Linked DNA regions of Homo sapiens: all the other regions are linked to region 3. Evidence: chromatin loops called from intact Hi-C (ENCODE). Cell type or tissue: CD4-positive, alpha-beta T cell. All regions are shown on one strand.

Region 1 (5,000 bases), 210 kb after region 3:
TGGAGGGTACAGAGGTGGCTCAGACACTGCCTGCCCTCTGGAGCATATAGTCCAGTAGAGAGGGAGGAGGCTGGGCTTAGATGGATATGGAGTTAGACAGGACTAGCTAATGCAGTCAATGAGGGAAACACGAGGGTGCGAAATATGACCTCAGAGGACAGGCCCCTGACTCAGCCTTACACAGGAAACACACCCTGGAGAGGGTGGTAGCTTAGCTGAGACCCACGGGATGAGTGGATGCTTGCTAGCTTTGTGGTTAAACCATAAAGGAAAATATCTATGAAATTTAATTAAAAATATCTATCTAACAAAAGTTACCACAAACAAAGGTAAAAGATAAGCTGAGACTGGGAGAAGATATTAGCAAGTAATATAACCAAAAAGTATTGGGATCCAGAATGTGTCAAGAGCTCCTACAAAACAATAGGAAGAAAGAGAAACCCAGTAGAAAAATAGACAACAGATAAATATGTTAGTATACAGAAGAGGAACTTGAAAGGCCAATAAATATAGAAAAAGATATTCAGCCTCATAAATAATCAGGAAAATGCAGTGCCATTTTACAATAATCAGACTGGCAAAAATTAGTTTTATAATGCCAATTGCAAGGATTTAAAGAAATAGGACTTCTCATACACTGCAGGTAGGACTGTAAATTGTTTTAACTACTTTGGAGAACAATGTGCTACCATCTCATAAAGCTGTGTATTCCCCACAGCTTGATAGGAGCATATCATTAAAGAAACTCTTATGAATAGGAGGTGTGTATAAGAATATTAATTACATAATTGTTTGTAATAAAATTTAGAAACAGACTAAATGAGAATGAATAAACTTGCAATATATTCAAACAATGGAATACTATACAGGAATTAAAATGGTTGAACTAGGGCTAGGCGTGGTGGCTCATGCCTGTAATCCTAGCACTTTGGGAGGCTGAGGTAGGAGGATCACTTGAGGTCAGGAGTTTGAGACTAGCCTGGACAACATGGTGAAACCTTGTCCCTACTAAAAATAAAAAAATTAACTGGGCATGGTGGCAGACACCTGTAATCCCACCTACTCAGGAGGCTGAGGCAGGAGAATCACTTGAACCCAGAAGGTGGAGGTTGCGGTGAGCCAAGATTGTGCCATTGCACTCCAGCCTGAGTGACAGAGCGAGACTTTGTCTCAAAAAAAAAAAAAAAATTGAACTAGAACTACAACTGTCAACATATGTAAATTTCAAAAGCAGCATATATCGACACAGGTAATTCTCAAAAACAGTGTTGAGTGAAAAGGCAGGTTGCAGAATGATACCTAAAATATTGTTGCATTTAACGTAAAGTTTTACTACCTGTATCTAGCATTATATATAGTTGATACACACACACACACACACACGTATAAGCATAAAAAAAGATATGGGAGCTGGGTGCAGTGGCTCACGCCTGTAATCCTAGCACTTTGGGAGGCTGAGGCAGGCGGATTACTTGAGCGCAGCAGTTCGAGACCAGCCTGGGCATCATGGCAAAACCCCATCTCAGCTAAAAATACAAAAAAATTAGCCAGTCTTGGTGGCGTGTGCCTGCAGTCCTAGATACTCAAGAGGCTGAGGTGGAAGGATCACCCGAGCTGGGGAAGTTGAGGCTGCAGTGAGCCAAGATTGTGTCACTGCACTCCAATCTGGGCAATGGAAGTGAGACCCTGTCTCAAAAACAAACAAACAAACACACAAAAACTATTGAGTATGGGAATGATAGTCTCCAATTCAGGATAGCTGTTATGGGATTAGTGAGGGGATACATGGACAGGGGTGGTAATGGTGGTGGTTCACCCTATATAATATTTTCTTTAAGGAAATTTATTTAAAGCAAAGACAGCAAAATATTCAGCTGTATTAAATACTTACCTCTGGATAGTGGTTATATGGGTCTTCAGAGTGTCATTCCGTATACTTTTCTGTACATTTGAAATGTTTCATAGTGGAAAAAAAGCAGGAAAACCCTTACAGCACTCAAGTGTCTGCTCCTGTGCTAGGGATGTCCCTTATTCCTTTAGGTCTTTGTTTCTTCTGACAGTGGCCCTGAAGCTTCAGCAAGGCTTCTAGGCAGGGAACTAATCTTGTGGATTTTTTTTTTTTTCTGAAATGCTTTCCTACAGGCCAAGGAAAATGACTTCAAGCATTTTCATTCTGTGATTTATATCAATGCCTCAGAAAACCTGCTGCCTCTAGGTAAGCTTTTTCTTTCTTGAAAGCTCTCTTCCTCCTCTTAGCCAGCACAGCCATTCACGTGTGTTAGGATTTGTCTGTCCAACCATCTATGATTGGCCACACATCTCTTTTTTGGAGTACAATAGGCTGGGTGCTGGAGAGCACAAAGACCTCGATTCCAGTCCTGCTCTGGCGCTACCTACTTAGAACATTTTTCTGTGATCTTCTACTTCTCTATCTGTCAATGGAGATAATTCCCTTCTTTTTTTCCTCCCCTTGCAGGATACCTTGCAGGCTCATATGAGATGGGTGTATAAAAATGTTTCTAAGCCTGTAAAGTACTCCTGTAGGAGCATAAAGCCTTCTTATTCAGCAAGTCCACAGCGACCCCTGCTGGATATTAGGACTGTGTGAATACTTGGCTTTTAGAAATGAGTGCATACAGTCCTGCTCTGGTGAGCTCATGGTTTGGTGAGAGAGATGGACTCAGATACAGATAGTTAGGTCAGGATGAGGGGAGAGCAGTGAAAGAGAGAATCAGGAAATACTATGCAAGCATATACGTGGGACTTCAAGCCAGGCCAGAGTGTCAGGAGGAACTGAGAAGAGGAGCACCTAAGCTGAGACCAGAAAAATGAATAGGAGTGATTCAGGAACTAGAAGGTAAGAAGGCATTTCCGGCTGCTGGAGCAGATGTGGAATGGCATTGTCTGATCAGGAAGACTGAAGAGGTTTTGTATGCTTGCAAGGGAAGCATGTGGGGGACAATTGAAACTAGACAGATTGGCAGCGACTGGATTATCAAGGACCGGGAGTGAATTGGACTTAATGCTGCAGGCAAAAGAGAGTCTTGGAAGGGTTTTAAATAGAGAAGCTCAGTGGCAGCTGTGAGGAGAGTGGATTATAAGAGAAGAAGAAGGTGGAGGCCAGGAAACCTGGGAGATTATTTCAGGTTTTCAGGGGAGGGGAGATGAGGCCTGAGCCAGGATTGTGACAAGAAGGGTGCAGAGGATTGAGAGAGAGAGAGACAGACAGAGATTTAGGAGGAGTAGAAACCACAGGACTTGGTAGTTGATAGACTGATAGGGATGTAGGGAGAGGGAGGAATCAAGGGGCATTTCATTGAGATAGGGCACATTAGAGAAAAGGCAAGTCAGAGGGAAATAGGATAAGTTCAGTTTTGTTGCATTGAGTTTGAAGATTGTTTTCAAAGAAGCATATGATGAGGTCCCTGCCCTTTAGGAGACAGGGTGGTCTGTCAGGAGCTTGGGCTGGAAATACAAAGGCCAATAGGTATATGAAAAGGTGTTCAACCTCACTAATAATTACAGTGGATCAAGATACTGTTTTCTGCCTGTCAAATATTGGCAGGAGTGAAAAGGGCTGATGACAGCCAGCATTGGTAGGGAGATGGATACTCTTGCATTGAACTGTGGAAGTATAGTCATTGGTGTAGCATCTTGGAGGTAATTTGGTAATGTTTCTTAAAATTTAAAGTAGTCATTGCCTTTAATCTAGTAGCTTTACTTCCAGGAAATTATTCTATAGTAACACACTCGTACAAGGCTGTTCATTGGAAACATCCAGAAATATTCACAAAGCAGCCTTTATTAGGTTCTACTGAACATTCTGACTTACAAGACTACCATATTTAACATCAGGTTCACTTAGAAGGCTCTAAGTAATTCCACACAGAATGCCAGTACAACAGCATCAGGAGTTTCTCTTCAATGGAGTTCCCAAAGCCATCCATGAGGCATTCTTTGTGCCCCTCCATCTGGCCCCCAGTGTCAGCTCAGGTACAAGACAGTGAGACTGTCATTGGGTGGATGCAAAAGCCACCCTGGCTTAGAAATCTCATTCCTCACAGGAGCCAATATACATTGTAACACGTATAGGCATAGCTCCTAGAGTTTCTGCAAAGGATATATCCAATTATAGGAATCACTACACACAGGGAAGCCCAAAATTATGGTGCCCCCTTCAGGTGTTTATCATTCATTTATAGTTTCTCCTAGCCCAGATGTAATTTGCCAACCTAGGGTGATTTTTACCGCAAGTGATACTGCCTGGAAATGCAGTTACTGTATCATTGGTTTCAGGTTACCAGAGGAACAAGGCTAGAAAAAGTTCAGTTCTCATTCAAAGAGAGAAACATTTATTCATATAGTTTCTTACCTTTTATTCATATAGCCTAAAGGCTACCAATGGGGAAATGGATTAGTAAACTAGGATATATCTATACTGTAGAACATCAGAAGACATTAGGCATATCTATATGTTTTGACATGGAATAATCTTTAAGTTACATTGTTAAGGGAAAAAGCAAGTCAGTACAGTGTGTACAGTATGACTCTATTTTTGTTAAAAGAGGTATGTATTTTGATATATACATGAGAAAAAGTTGAGTGCTATATATGGAACTTTTAATACTTGTCTCTGGATGTTGGGATTAAACAGAACTTTTTATTTTTCTGTGATGTTTGACTGTTTTTCTTAGTTGTGTTTTAATTTTTGTAATCAGGATTAATAAAGATAATTTTTAAAATGGGCTTTGCTGTTGAGCAGACTTAGATTCAATTCTTGGCTCTTTCACTTACCAGCAATTCCATTCTGGCAAATCACTTAGCTTGGCTGAGCCTTAGTCAGCCATAGAATGGAAGTAGTAATCCCTATTTTTCTGGGTTGTTAGAGATTTAGAGGCCATGTATGTAAAGTACCTTATACAGTGCCTGGCCTAACCCAGTAGGGACACAGTAAATGGTAATTATTAATATCTTTCTCTTAAGTCCTTTACAAGCTGCAG
Region 2 (5,000 bases), 110 kb before region 3:
TACAGTGGCTATATTCATAGTTGTCAAAAACTGGAAACCACCCAAATGCTCTTCAGCTATTGAATGGATAAATGATTGTACAACCATATGATGGAATACTACGCAGCAATAAAAATGAACAAACTATAATGATACCTACAACATGGATGAGTTTCTACTGCATTATGCTAAGTGAAAGAAGTCAGATTTAAAAGGACAAACATGTATGATTCTACTTATATGACACTGTGTCAAAGGTAAAACGATGGAGACAGAAAACAAAGCAGTAGTTGCCAATGGCTGGACTTGGGGGGAGGGCTGCTATGAAGAGGGATTTTGGGGGGCAATGGAACACTCTATATCTTAATTGTCAAAACTCATAGAACTGTATGCCAAAAAGAGTGGACTTTGTATAAATTTCAATAAAAAGAAATGGAGCAATTTACAGCTCACAACTGCAAACGATATTTACTGGGCATGTACCATTTGTTGGGGCTTCTGCTGGCCCTGAAGACACTAAGATTAAATGAGACAATCCTGGCTGGGTGCAGTGGCTCATTCCTGTAATCCCAGCACTTTGGGAGGCGGAGGTGGGCGGATCACTTGAGGCCAGGAGTTCGAGACCAGCCTTGCCAACAAGGTGAAACCCTGTCTCTACTAAAAATACAAAAATTAGCTGGGCATGGTGGTGGGCGCCTGTAATCCCAGCTACTCTGGAAGCTGAGTCATGAGAATCTCTTAAATCGGGGAGGTGGAGGTTCCAGTGAGCCGAGATTGCGCCACTGCACTCCAGCCTGGGCGATAGAGCGAGACTCAGTCTCAGAAAAAAAAAAAAAAAAAAAAAAAAAAGACAATCCCTTCAGTCAAATTGCTTACAGATTAATTGGGGGATAAGGCATGATGCTAAAGGTTTGGAATTGCTGATGAGGAGTATTGCAGAGGGGGCCTGTTGTGTAGTCACAGCGTGCCATGAGAGCACCTAAGGAGAGGTCTCACATTTAGCCAGAGTGGCCAAGATGAGAAATAGGCAGCTTCCAAGAGGACGAAATGCTTGAACTGAGTTTTTGTTTTTTGTTATTTGTTTTTTGTTTTTTGAGACGGAGTCTCACTCTGTAGCCCAGGATGGAGTGCAGTGGCACAATCTCTGCTCACTGCAACCTCCACCTCCCGGGTTCAAGTGATTCTTCTGCTGAGTAGCTGGGACTACAGGCACACACCCACCATGCCCAGCCAATTTTTGTATTTTTAGTAGAGTCGGGGTTTCACCATGTTGGCCAGGCTGGTCTCGAACTCCTGACCTTAGATGATCCGCTCACCTCGGCCTCCCAAAGTGCTGGGATTACAGGTGTGAGCCACCCCACCTGGTCTTGAACTGAGTTTTTAAGGGTAAAAAGGGAATTAGGTAGGCAAGGAGGGGCTACAGACCTTCCAGGTAGAAGAAACAGCACACAGGGAGGCTCAGGGTGAGACAAGCTGGGGCCTTCAGGCAACTATAACCACATTGGAGTGACAAGAGTGAAGGGAGCTGGAAAAGCTGGCAGGAGATTTGATTAGTGGGTGGAAGTTACAGATAATCAGTTAAAAAAAAAAAAAAGCTTTTTGTTTGTTTGTTTGTTTGTTTGTTTTTTGTAGAGATGAGTTCTTGCTATATCGCCTAGCCTGGTCTCCAACACCTGTCCTCTGATCCTTCTGCTTCAGTCTCCCAAAGTGTTGGGATTACATGTGTGAGCCACTCACTGCACCTGGCCTCAAAGATCTTTGTTTTTATCCAGAAGACAGTGGGACAGGTTTTAGGCAGAGTAAGGAGAGGGATCAGATTCACGCATTTTCACTGCAGTGTGGGCTGCAGTGTGGGACCAGAGAGGGGGGCTGCAGGCTGGGGGAACAGGGAGGAAGCTGGGGCAGGGATGCAGATGAGAGAAGTCCAAGCTGCGACCAGGTGGGGAATGAGTCTAAGGACAGTGTGGGGAGGTGTAGGAGTAGAGTGGCCAGAACTTGCCTTCCACCTGATGTTTGAGTATTTGGTCTCAGCACCTTTGTGCTCGCTGCTGCTTCTGCCTGGATTAACTTTTCCTAGATTCTCTGCATAGCTTGTTCCTTCCCATTCTTCAGGGTAGGTCGCCCTCAGAGGGGTCTTTCATGACTTACCCCACTCAAAGGAGACCTCTCCTTGTCACTCACTCTCACATTACCCTGCTTATTTCCCTCATAAGTATCGTGCTTGTTTATGGTCTAAATAAGAAGAGGGCTCTGGAGCAGAGCCTGAGTTCTAAGCCTAACTTGGCCTCTTATTAGGAGTGTGATCTTGAGCAAATTATTCATCTCTACGTGCCTTAGTTTCCTCATTTGTGAAGTAGGAATAAGAATAACTGCTTCACAGAATTGTCATCAGGACAAGATGGATTAATATATATAAAGTACCTAGAACAATCTCTGGCACATAGTAAATTCTGTATGTGTTAGTTTTTACTATTACTGTTTTATAAGGACAGAGATCTTATTGGTTTTCTTTCTTTTCTTTTTCTTTTTTCTTTTTTTGAGATGGGGTCTCACTCTGCTGCCCAGGCTGGGGTGCAGTGGCATGATCTCGGCTCACTGCAACCTCCACCTCCCAGGCTCATGCAATCCTCCCGTCTCAGCCTCCTAAGTAGGTGGGATTACAGGAGGGCGCCCCTGCGCCCAGCTATTTTTTGCATTTTTTGTAGAGACCGGGGTCTCGCCATGTTGCCCTAGGCTGGTCTCAAACTCCTGAGGTCAAGCAATCCGCCGGCCTCGACCTCCCGAAGTGCTGGGATTAGAGGCCTGAGCCACCACACCCGGCTCTAGTTTTCTTTAAAATTGTATCCTCATCTTCCTAGCACAGTGCTTGGCACACAGCAGGCACTTACATACTTGTTGGATTGTTGACTGAACGAAGAAAGGCACTTTCCCATCTCCACCAGCAGATGACGCATGTATACCAAGAAAAGTTAAAGCTGACTCGGCTCCCACACGGATCGGCCAATAGATGTCGCTGCAGCTCCCTGTGGGGAGGAACCAAGACTAAGCCAGTAGCAGGGGCTGCCCAAACAGAGCCCTGGACAAAGATCCCAAACGCAGGGCCAGAAGTTGTAATTGTATTAAAAAGCCAAAGTTAGCCAGGCGCGGTGGCTCATGCCTGTAATCCCAGCACTTTATGAGGTTGAGACGGGAGGACTGCTTGAGCCCAGCAGTACAAGGTTACAGTGAGCTATGATAACGCCACTGCATTCCCAGCCTGGGTGACAGAGGCCGACCTCATAAATAAATAAACAAATAAATCAGTGCCAAAGTTAAGAGGCTAAGACTAAATTGTGTTTTGCATGACCACATATTCTAAAACTGCATTTTCTTTCTGCTCGCTCACTTTGTAGACAACGGAGTCAGCCATCCTGGGATCTTATATAATCGAAACCCCAGTTTAATGATGGGGGGGTTGTGGGAGTCAAAGGAAGCACCCATTCAACGTGCAGAGGGGTAGGCCACAGAGTCCTGCGTGATGCTTCTTCCTCTGTGTTTTGTATTTCTGTGGGGGCAGGGGCTGGGAGAGCGTTCACAAATCTCTGTGCACCCTGACTGGGGACTTAAAGTGACTGGGTCTGGCCTCTGTCCTGTGGGAGCTTCTGGTCTGGTGCAGACAAGAGGCAAGGAAACCAGTCCGTAGAAAGAAAGCTCTGGGTGGTACAGCAGTAGGAGAAAGACAGCGGGGTCATAAAGACTGGGGGACTCCTGGGCTGTCTTGAGTGCTCCCTGTGTTGGGGAAGGCATCCTAGACAGAGGGTACTGTGTGAGCAAAGGCACAGGGCATGGAAGAGCTGGGCCCTATTACTAACATCCCCATAGTTTGGTGCAGCTGGAAAATAGGGTTCAAAGAAGGGGAGTGTATTCGTTATTTATTGCTGGTAGATTTGCTGGTCTTGTCTAGCAGTCTAGTACTTTTTCTTTTCTCTCCAGGTCTTGTCAAAAGTCATTGAAGTCCAGGGCCCAGCATCTTGGTACAGTCCTAGTTCTTCTTCTTCTTCTTCTTTTTTTTTGAGACAGACTTTTGCTCTTGTTGCTCAGGCTAGAGTGCAATGGCACAATCTCGGCTCACTGCAACCTCCCCTCCAGGGTTCAAGCGATTCTCTTGCCTCAGCCTCCCGAGTGGGCATGTGCCACCACGCCCAGCTAATTTTTTGTATTTTTAGTAAAGACGGGGTTTCACCATGTTGGTCAGGCTGGTCTTGAACTCCGGACCTCAGGTGATCCACCCACCTCGGCCTCCCAAAATGCTAGGATTACAGGCGTGAGCCACTGCACCCAGCCAGTCCTAGTTTATTCTTGCTCCAATGTAATGATTAATAGTGGCCCCTTTCACTCCCGAGTTTGCCAGCTTGGATGATCCCCTAAGTTAGGGGCCTCCCTGGGATCCCTGTGCTTCCATGATCACAGTGTCCTGTGTGTGTGGTCACCATCTTGATCGAGAACAGGAGCAGGATCTGGTTCATCCAGGTGAGCCTCATGCTCAGATGATAGAAGCTCAGGAAGAATGAGTTTAATGCCTGGGACCTCAGAGCCTGGAGGTCCAGACAAGCCCCTTTCTCCTCTCAGGGAGGGGAGACATAACTCCCAGCAGGGCCGCTGCCTGCAAGATGCTGGCATGGGGCTCCTGAGGCCTGTCCGGAGCCGCTGACAGAGGCTGAAGAGTCCTTCCAACCCTCTACGGCTCACTTTCTTATTTTCATCTTCAGGCTACCTCAGGCTTGGGACTGGCTCCTGGATGCACTGACAGGGTGGAGATAGCAAGTTAGGAGGCGGGGTGGCTCTGCCAGACGCTCAGACCCAGGGCAGAGCAGGGGTAGCCCTGGGGCATCCTGGGCTCGGGATCTGCTCCTGACAATCTGTGTGACCTGGACGAGCTCCTGCATACTCTTGGCCTCAGTTTCCCCACCCATCCAATGAAGGGTTAGTTGAGGGTCTGCATGGGCCTGGCCAGCTCCTGGCAAATCGCCCTGTGACAGTGC
Region 3 (5,000 bases):
ACCCACAGCCTACCGCTGCCCGGCTTCATTTCTGTGGCTCGGGCAGATTTTCTGAGAGCTGCTGGGGAAGCATGCCGCCCATCTCATCTGGGAAGATGAGTCACTTCCTCTGCTGCTGGGTTATGAGCCTAGGGATGGGGAAGGCAGGAAGCAGAACACAAGCAGCTGCTTCTCAGCTGGGCGGGGCCTCCGCAGTGGCTCACATAAGAACCACGTGGCAAGGTGGATTCTCTCTGGTGTCTGGACCAGGGTAGGACACCCTAACTTGCCTGTGTGCCAGCTCTCTCAGGAGGGGCTGGAGCAGGCTAACTTGCTTCCATCAGTGTTGCTTATTCAGAGCACAACAGTTTGCGTTTTGCTTGATTCTCTCCTTTTCACATCATGCTCCCAACACATCATCCGCCCCCCACATTCTGTGCACACACTTCCAAGATTCACTCACTCCAACTGTTCCTGGCATGCGCGTCTAAAATCATCTCACCTTCCAAGTGGCACTGTCCTCATTTAAATGCATGTCTTTTTTTTGTCCCCTAGGTGGAACTAGGGGAGAGACCAGGCCTCAGGCCTCCCTGATGGATCCTGGTTTCTGGCCTGCTCTCTGGCCAGGGGAGCAAGTGGATCTCTCCAGCAAACAAGCTGAATGGTGGTGTCAGAATCAGAGCTGGGTCCAGACAGGACGCTTAGAGGGCCACAGAATCTCCTCCTAAGAGTCCTTCAGCTGGGGACTCTAGTCTTTTCAGTTAAAGACATCAACCATCCTCCAGAAAGAGCCAGCGGTGGCAAGCAGTTAGCTTAAGCAAACCAGTCAAGTCTTTGGAGTAGCTTAGGCTGGAACTCGGCCAACATTAGTTGTGTGGCATGGGGCAGATACTTCATTTTTCTAAGCCTCAGTTTCTTCTTCAAAATGGATGCAATGATCATGACTAACACTCATTATTTGCCAAGCACTGTTCTAAGCACTTGTATCAGCTCAGTTAATGCTCCAAACAACCTATTATAATCCCCAATTTACAGATGAGGAAACTGAGGTACAGAGAGACCTGCCAAGGTCACACAGTTGGTAAGAGGCAGATCAGGATCTTAACCTAGACAATCTGGCCCCAGAGTCCAAGCCCCTAACCATGGCACTTAACCGTCTCAGAGGGCAAATTTGAGGACTCAGTCATTATCCACTGGTCCCTAAGCCATGAGGTTGAATACAGAATGATCCAAGTACTAAGCTGCTGCCTTTGACTGACCCTGGGCATTTTACTTTCCTTGTCAAATCTCAGGTTTCCCTCCTACAACAGGAGGGGCTTGAACCCCAGCTCCGGCTCAGCAGAGAGCTCACCATTTGCCTGGAAACCTGCCCCTCCCTGGTCCCTGTTCTGAGCCCCTCCCATCTCCTCAGAGTCAGCCCCCATCCCTGCAGCCTGTGTGGCAACTCTGCCTTCATATTTCTGTCTGTCTTATTCCCTCTTCTCCCTAAATTCAAAGACCACTCCTTGTTCCTGTAGAACCCTTGCACAGCCTCCTTAATCATCTGTGACTCCCGTCTCCCTAGTTCTAATCCATCCTCCACATTCTACTGGAGCCATCTTTCCAAACACTAATCTTTTTTTTAGACAGGATCTTACTCTGTCATTCAGGCTGGAGTGCAGTGGTGCCATCCTAGCTCACTGTAGCCTCAAACAAGCAATCCTCCCACCTCAAGCTTTCCAAGTAGCCGGGACCACAGGCATGCACCACCATGCACAGCTAATTTTTTTTATTTTTATTTTTGTAGAGACAGAGTCTTGCTATGTTGCCCAGGCTGGTCTCAGACTCCTGGGCTAAAGTGATCCTCCCACCATGGCCTCCCAAAGTGCTGGGATTACAGGTGTGAGACACCTTGCCCAGCTCCCAACCCTAATCTTATTGTGCCCAGCCATTCTCCTCAGAGCAAAGCCTATTTCTTAGCCTAACATTTGCTGCTCATCACCACACACCTATAACCTACCTTTTGCACTTTCATCCCTGGCGCCTGCATATGCACAGTTCCCTCAGCTCAAATGCCCTTCCTGCCTTTTACCACTGGATAAGCACAGATCCATCCTTCACCTGATAAGGACGACCTCCAATCCCTCCCAGCACCACCCAAGTGTTCCCTGCTTCCTCCTGAAAGAATACACACGTGCTCACAGTCATACCCTAGTTCTCCACGTGTCCTTGGCTGACCAGCATCGAGCAGGCTGGCCATTCACTCGAGGAGCTTCCCATCAGCCAGTTCCTCTGCCTGCAGCCTTCCTCCTGTTCACTCATCTGAGCTGCTCCAATGCTCCAATGCAAATGGAGTTTTTCTTCCCCTTCTCAGACACTGGACTAAGAATGGGGGCAACCCAGGGTCACCTGTCACAGGACTGGCATAATCCAAAAGAGAAACTGAGTGCAAGAGTCTCAGGCTTTGCAGGGTGAGAAACCTCAGAGGGGAAGGCATCCAGCGGGTGGAATCTCTGTGGCTGTGGTGGCGATTGCACTGAGGCACCTGATGATTTGCAAAGAGCTCTCACATAGAGTAGCTCACTAAACCTCACTCGAGCCAATGTTGCCATTATTATTACCCCCATTCCCAAAGAGGAAACAGAGGCAGAGAGAAGTGAAGTCATGCGCGCCCAAGGACACACAGGTGGTACGTGGAACTGAGATTTGAGACCAGGTGCGTTTGGCCCCCAAAGCTGATGCCCTTGCGCTGGGGCCACACTGCCCCCTGGTGGCAGCGAGGATGGTGGCGGTGATGAGTATGCCGGAGGCCCAGCACTGGGGACACATTCTGGACTCTCCTACCCTGAGCTCCATGGCCTCCTCTGCATGGTCGGTAAGGTGGCCCAGGTTCTCTCTGGACATATTCATAACCTCCCTTTGGCACTTTCCTTTTCCAGCCTCTCGCGTCTGTCGGAGCCTCGCACACCTGGGGGAGTGAGGGCGGTAGGGGCCAGACAGAGAGACAGAGCTCCACCGTTCCCAGTGTTTCCAGGGCAGAGCAGCGCCAGGACAGGGCACAGGCAGCCAGCCTCTGGTTTAGGGGGAACTTCAAGGGTTGGGCTATTTTTTTGTTCTTAGCTTAAAAGTATTCCTGAAATACACGGGCTCCTGCTGAAGACATTTCCGTGCCTCTCCGATTTCTGTGGAGGGAGACAGTGGATGGACTGTGAGTGTCTGGACTTCCCCATGGTCCCAGGAGAGGGACAGTGGCTTGTGCAACCTGGATGAAATGTTTATGACGTCTGCTTGTGACTGTTACCTCTTCTCAACCTGCACTACACCAGCTCAGAGCTTGCACTTAAGAAATACCTGATGATGAGGCCGGGCATGGTGGCTCACGCCAGCACTTTGGGAGGCCGAGGTGAGTGGATCACGAGGTCAGGAGTTCAAGATCAGCCTGGTCAAGGTGGCAAAACCCCGTCTCTACTAAAAATACAAAAAAAAAAAAAAAAAAAAAAAAAAAAAAGCCAGGCGTGGCGGCAGGTGCCTGTAATCCCAGCTACTCAGGAGTCTGAGGCAGAGAATTGCTTGAACCTGGGAGGCGGAGGTTGCAGTGAGCAGAGATTGCACTACTGCACTCCAGCCTGGGCGACAGAGCAAGACTCCATCTCAAAAAAAAAAAAAAAAAAGAAAAAAAAAAAAGAAATACCTGATTATCAATCCTCCATTTTGCAGAAGAGAAAACAGATTCTCAGAGAGCTAAATGCCAGGCTTGAATCCAAATTAGTCTGGCACCAAGATCGGAGCATTTAACCACTATACTGCCTCCCAGTCCCGTTCAATGGGGAACAAACACTTCTACAGTCTCAATATCTTCACAAAATTCTCCTACCACTCCAGTCTTAAGTGAGGATAGGCCGTCCCCCTGCAGCGCCAGATCTGCACACTGACCTTTACTGCACTCTTTCTACTCTCTTGTCTCCCACTCCCACTGGGAGCCCAGACACTGGCTTCAGAAGCTCTCCTCCTCCTCCTCTATTGACCATCCTCTTCATCCTCTCACTCTCTACTGGCTGCTTCCTACCCACGAATTGTGGGAAATATGCTAAAATATCTCCAATTTTTAAAGTACAACAAAATTCCCCCTGATTTCTTGCTATGGTCTGAATGTTTGTGACCTTCAAAATCCATATGTTAAATCTTGGCCAGGTGTGGTGGCTCACACCTGTAACCCCAGTGTTTTAGGAGGCCATGGTGCGAGAACTGCTTGAGGCCCAGAGTTCAAGACCAGCCTGTGCAGCATAGTGAGACTCTGTCTCTACAGAAATGGAAAACACTAGCCGGGCATAGTGGCATGTGCCTGTAATCCCAGCTATATGGGAGGCTGAGGCGGGAAGATCACTTAACCCCAGGAGTTTGAGGCAGTGAGCTATGATGGTGCTACTGCGCTCCAGCCAGTGCAACAGAGTGAGACCCTGTATCTAAAAAAAAAAAAAAAATGAATGCATGAGTGAATAAATAAATTAAAATTTAAAAGGTCAGGCATGGTCTCAGCTCCCAGCTACTTGGGAGGCTAAGGCAGGAGGATTGTTTGAGGCCAGGGGTTCAAGACAAGCCTGGGCCACATAGCAAGATACTGTCTCTACAAAAAAAATTTTCTTTTTTTTAATAAAGCAAACCTAACCTCTAGGGTGATGGTGTTTAATGGTGGGGCCTTTGGGAAGTGATTAGTTTGTAAGGGTAAAGCCCTCTTGAATGAGATTACATCCCTTATAAAAGAGGCCTGAGAGAGCTTGTTGGTCCCTTCCACCATGTGAGGACACAGCTAGAAAGTGCCATCTATGAAGCAGAGAGCAGCCCTCACCAGACACTGGATCCACTGGCACCTTGATCTTGGACTTCCCAGCCTCCAGAACTGTGAGCAATAAATTTCTGTTGTTTACAAATGACCCAGTTTAAGGTATTTTGTTATAAAACCCTGAACTGCCTAGGACACATCTCATCAGCCTCCAACCATCCACATCTCTTTTCAGCTAAACATCTTGAAGATGTTATCTATT

What was found. Peaks named below come from ENCODE experiments on the same cell type or tissue, not always from the same donor. Only the 100,000 strongest peaks of a DNase experiment are listed, where the experiment ranks them.
Region 1: it touches region 3 in a loop (5-fold over the local background); 43 of 110 quality-filtered maps call a loop at or near these places.
Region 2: a loop joins it to region 3, with 7 times the contacts of the local background. A loop is called at or near these places in 105 of 110 quality-filtered maps.

Annotation. Positions count from the first base shown.
Region 1 is chr11:74,927,515-74,932,514 of GRCh38, reverse strand. XRRA1 (X-ray radiation resistance associated 1) reads left to right here. Exons shown (of 19, transcript NM_001378157.1): 6 at 2,143-2,215. LOC107984352 (a long non-coding RNA gene) reads right to left here and starts at 1,394. Exons shown (of 3, transcript XR_001748295.2): 1 at 1-1,394. In CD4-positive, alpha-beta T cell, CTCF peaks have their summits at 2,378 and 2,594 (motif pointing left); a DNase peak (open chromatin) is centred at 2,584.
Region 2 is chr11:75,246,788-75,251,787 of GRCh38, reverse strand. No RefSeq gene overlaps it. Among named protein-coding and RNA genes, the nearest start is that of TPBGL, 8.5 kb to the right of the region's middle. In CD4-positive, alpha-beta T cell, CTCF peaks have their summits at 2,753 and 2,958 (motif pointing right); a DNase peak (open chromatin) is centred at 2,967.
Region 3 is chr11:75,138,446-75,143,445 of GRCh38, reverse strand. LOC107984358 (a long non-coding RNA gene) reads left to right here and starts at 3,320. Exons shown (of 3, transcript XR_001748297.2): 1 at 3,320-3,361. RefSeq lists an enhancer at 1-854. In CD4-positive, alpha-beta T cell, CTCF peaks have their summits at 2,509 and 2,710 (motif pointing left); DNase peaks (open chromatin) are centred at 155 and 2,715; H3K27ac peaks cover 924 bases.